Regions from separate parts of the Mus musculus genome. Here region 2 is linked to region 1. The links are chromatin loops, found by intact Hi-C in ENCODE. Cell type or tissue: gastrocnemius. All regions are shown on one strand.

The links. Peaks named below come from ENCODE experiments on the same cell type or tissue, not always from the same donor. Only the 100,000 strongest peaks of a DNase experiment are listed, where the experiment ranks them.
Region 2: a loop joins it to region 1, with 5 times the contacts of the local background. A loop is called at or near these places in 2 of 42 quality-filtered maps.

The regions. Positions count from the first base shown.
Region 1 is chr16:24,345,996-24,348,495 of GRCm38, forward strand. No RefSeq gene overlaps it. Among named protein-coding and RNA genes, the nearest start is that of Lpp, 46 kb to the right of the region's middle. In gastrocnemius, no CTCF peak of the experiment used is centred here; no DNase peak of the experiment used is centred here; H3K4me3 peaks cover 897 bases; H3K27ac peaks cover 1,602 bases.
Region 2 is chr16:24,241,976-24,244,475 of GRCm38, forward strand. The region is part of intron 1 of Gm31814 (a long non-coding RNA gene); the gene reads right to left. Among named protein-coding and RNA genes, the nearest start is that of Gm31814, 20 kb to the right of the region's middle. In gastrocnemius, no CTCF peak of the experiment used is centred here; no DNase peak of the experiment used is centred here.

The DNA of each region.
Region 1 (2,500 bases):
TGACCTAGTCGAGGTGGAGAACCATTTGGGGACTAGTTAGAAACAGCATGTGCTAACTGCTACGCCTGCCTCTTCCTGAGTCTTCTAATCAAGGTGCTCGGGGAGAATAAATCCCTTTCACTCTCTAAGAAGAAGTCTGCTCAGTCACGCATATTCCAGAACCCAGGGTCTCAGCCCTGTGCTGTGGGTCTGCACTAAGAGTCGGGGAGTACGTACAACCTGTAGTGAGGCAGAGCTTCAATAAAATAAAAAAGATGGGTCTCACTGACCACTTTTATTTTATTTAAAACTACAACAAAATATTTTCATAAAAGTACTACCTAACACTGTGATGGTTTATGTATGCTTGGCCCGGGGAGTGGCACTATCAGAAGGTGGGGCCTTGTTGGAGTAGGTGTGTCACTGTGGGCATGGGCTTTAATACCCTAGTCCTAGCCGCCTGGAAAAGAGTCTCCTACTGACCTCCAGATGAAGATGTAGAACGCTCAGCTTCTCCTGCACCATGCCTGCCTGGGTGCTGCCATGCTCCTGCCTTGATGATAATGGACTGAACTTCTGAACCTGTAAGCCAGTCCCAGTTAAATGTTGTTCTTTATAAGAGTTGCCATGGCCATGGTGTCTGCTCACAGCAGTAAAACCCTAAGACAAACACCAATTCCAAGCATCCAAATTGACAGACTGGGAGCCACCGTACCTCTCTGGCCTTTCGCCCCTGCCCACCTGGAAGCATCTCCACCTTTAGCCTTACCTGCATGAACCTTTGTAACTTGAAATAGTTCACGGTTCTATACCATGAGACTCCCCTGTTAGGTTTACAAAGAGTTAAGCAGGGTTCCTGGCTGGCAGGGGTTGGGGGTTGGGAGGGTGCTTCTGAGGCTGGGGAAGGGGAGAGCAGGAAAACTGTTGGGACTGACAGTTCTAAGAGGATAACTTCACCATCTAACCACTTATGTCCAAAGAGGAAACTGAGGCCCGTTTGTTAAGATACAAACTTTGTAACTTTTTGACCCAGGAAGTTTTGAGAGTGATAATAAGGAAATGATTATAGAGTGCTTTGAGCTTTTCAGAGACAAGTAGTATTTAAAATACAAGGTATTATTACCTCCATAGAGTTTTTCTTTTGACTACCACTGTGCTTGAAAATGTGGGCAGAACACCGTTATTTTTCAAAACTCAGGTATTTCAAAAAAAAAAAAAATCCACGTGCACAATACCTACCCTCAGCCCTATAAACTAAGGCTCAGCTCTCTTGTCACTCGATAATTTAAACGTTCAAAGAGATCTGGTATTAGCTTTATCAGCTAACTTGGCCGCATTCCACGGGAGACATTTACCCTCTCCAACTCACACTTCGATCCTGCAATATGAAGGAAGGACTGCTTGATCAACCGTGAAAACAGTATTACATTTGAGGTCGTACATACAAGTACCAAACATCGCTCACTACAGGTATAAGGGAGGAACATGTCTTTCAAAGACCCTAAATAAATCAGGGCAGCCCAGGGCCAGCTGGTTCCTTGACAGAGGACCCATTGCTGAATCTTAGAACGCAGTCTCGTGAGAGGATTCCACGTGTACTCCATGACTGAGCTGCCTGTGTCTTGAAAGATTCCAAAACTGACAGTTCAAGTCCCGGTTTCATGTGTGTAGTCCGTTCCCCGAGGAGGCCCTGGAGTGTCCCCCTCTGCTTGCTTCATTGGCCTACAACAAGAGTCATACTAATGGGATGCAGAAAGGCGCGTGTATCCTTACAGGGGTGGCACTGAGGGTGCAGGCTCTGAAAAGAATCAGACGCTGGTTCACACCCCAGGGCTCTATGGCTGGAAACAGGTTGCTTGTCTGCTCTGAATCTTTGGTTCCTCATTAAAGATGGGAGGAGGCTATTAATAGCTTTTTTTTTTCTTTCCTGGGGTTGTTTTGAGAATTTAAAGCAAGCACTGAGACCAGGACACAGGAAAGACTCGATTCGCGTTAGCGCTTATTAAAAAGCAGTAACAGTCCATGTACCCCGGGGCTTACTGTTATTTCTTCGGAGTTCTGCTTTCAGTGCACAGTGGAACTAAAGATAACCATGCAGCTATTGTCTCTGACCCGCCTGGGTGCTCTTACTAGAACGAAAGGAAAAAGGAAATACACGGTGGCCCAGAATGGGGCTCCAGAGAAATCCAAAATGAGCTGCGGTCTAAAAGCGACTTCTTCTCTCCAAGCCTATTTTTAGCCAGCTGTGAACTTCTCTAATACGCAAAGAGTGATGCTGGGCTCCCTGAATAGCTCCGCTGACGAGCTCCTGCCTGCTTCTGCTACTATGGGAATTTATGGAGCTCTGGTCTCACACTTCATTAAAGAAATATACGGTGGTGCAGAGACAGGAGGCCAGACACCTATAACTCTTGTCTCAATCTCACAGTGATAAATCTTAGTAGTGCCTCATTTGTGGAGGAAAAAGGAGTAACCAAAGAGATGCTATCTACAGCCCCTTTGTGGCTGGCTTGACTTGGCT
Region 2 (2,500 bases), 100 kb before region 1:
ATGGATGGGACTAGAAAATATCATCCTGAGTGAGGTTACCCAATCACAAAAGAACACACATGATATGCACTCACTTATAAGTGTATATTAGCCCAGAAGCTCAGAATACCCAAGATATAATTCACAAAACACATCAAACTCAAGAAGAAGGAAGACCAAAGTGTGGATACTTCAATCCTTCTTAGAAGGGGGAGCAAAATACCCGTGGAAGGAGTTACAGAGACAAAGTGTGGAGCAAAGACTTAAGGAAAGGCCATCCAGAGACTACCCCACCTGGGGATCCATCCCATATACAATCACCAAACCCAGACACTTTTGTGATTGCCAGTAAGTGCTTACTTACAGAAGCCTGTTATAGCTGTCTTCAGAAAGGCTCTACCAGTGCCTGACAAATACAGAGGTGGATCCTTGCAGCCTACCATTGGACTGAGCACAGGGTCCCCAAAGAAGGAGCTAGAGAAAGGATCCAAGGAGCTAAAGGGATTAGCAACCCATAGGAGGAATAACAATATGAACTAACAAGTATCTCCAGAGCTCCCAGAGACTAAATCGCCAAAAAAAAAAAAAAAAAGAGTACACATGGTGGGACTCATGGCTCCATTTGCATATGTGGCAGAGGATTGCCTAGTCAGTCATCAATGGGAAAAGAGGTCCTTGGACCTGTGAAGGCTCTATGCCCCAGTGTAGATGAGGAAGTGGGTGTCAGTGGCTTGGTGAGCAAGGGGAGGGGTAGGGGAGGGGGGTTTTCAGAGGGGAAACCAGGAAAGAGGACAACATTTGAAATGTAAATAAAGTAAATATCTAATAATTTTAAAAAAAGAACTGGAGATAGCTTAGCAATTAAGAGCACCTCCTGCTTTCCTCAAAGACCTGAGTTTAGTTCCCAGCACCCACACTGGTTGACTACAAACCACCGGTAACTCAAATTCCAGTTGATCCCACAACCTCATCTGGTCTTCTTGGGTGGCACCAAACACACATGGCATGCACTCACACAGATACACAGACACACTCCAACACACCCAGACACACCCACACAAACACACACACTGTATACCCAAGCACATAAATAAAATTTCCTAAAAGTAAATGGACAATTGTAACAGATGCATCCAGAACACTAATCAGTAGTTCGTTGCAATTTATCGCTGACTAAAATAACGTGCACAAATGCACCTCAGTTTATTTATCCACTGAAAGACACTTCAGTTCTTTCCAGCTTTGGGCTATTATGAATTTAATGATGTTTCCTGAAGCTGCTATAAGCTTTCATCTTAAGATCTCATTTGAGCACAGAGCCCACTTCCCAAGGATAAATACTTGAAGCATACTTGCTTTGATTACGTATGAAAATTGGATGTTTTCTTTGGTTTCACTTTAAGATTTATTTTACTATGAATTTTGCACGTGTATCTGCTTCCGTGTGAACATATGAATATGGGTGGAGGTACAGCCAGGAACCAGAGGCACAGCATCCCTGAAGATGTTGCAAACCACCTGACATGGGTGCTGAGAACCAAGCACGCCCTCTGGGAGAGCAGCCCATAATCTTAAACACTGAGATCTTTACCTCTTTAGTCATCCCTGTTTCCTCTGCTTCTAAAGACACCATCAACCTTTCTTTCAAAGGAACTGTGCTGTTTTACATTCTCACAGGCTAAGGTGTTAGGGAGCTCATTTCTCTTTGCCAGGACATGGTGCTGTCAATGTTCTTTAGTGGGTGTTTTGGTGGGTGGGTGTTTGTGACACTTCCCATTTTGCACTTGAATTCCCCAATTACAGATAACATTGGAAGTCTTTCCATGCGTTTATTTACCACCTGTTTGTAATCTTTGGTGGAGTATCTCTTTATAGATTTCTTTTATTTCAGATTGTATTGTTTGGGAGTTTTTCCTTCAGTTTTATTAGTTTTTCTGAGAATTTTATATTGTTTATTTTGATCATATGCAGCCCCTCCCCCTAGTCTCCTCCCAGATCCCCCCTCCCTACCCTGCCCACCTAACTGTATCATTTTGTAAAATAAATTCAATACCGATTGATGCTGCACGTTTACTCTTGAATATGTGGCCTCTCACTGGAGCATGGTCAGCCCACCAGGGGCCATGCTCTTAAGGACCGAATGATTCCCTCGCTCCTTGCAACTATCACCTCCTGACAGGTCCTTATTTAGGACTGGGATTTCATGCCCACCTCTAATCTCCATGGCTTATTCTTGCAAGGTCTTATGCATGCTGTCACAACTGCTGTACAAGGGTCCTGATACATCCAGAAGGCATTGTATCCTTGTAGGCATATACCTCCTTTGGCTTTTCCAATATCTCTGCCCTCCTTTCACAATATTCCCTGAGACTTAAGGGAAGGGGATATAATATAGATGTCTCGTTCAAGACAGTCTCCTATTCTCTGCACATTAACCAGTTGTGAATCTCTGTGTTAATCAGCACCTGTTCCAAGAAGCCTCTCAGATGAGGGCTGAAAGAAGCACTAATGCATGAATATA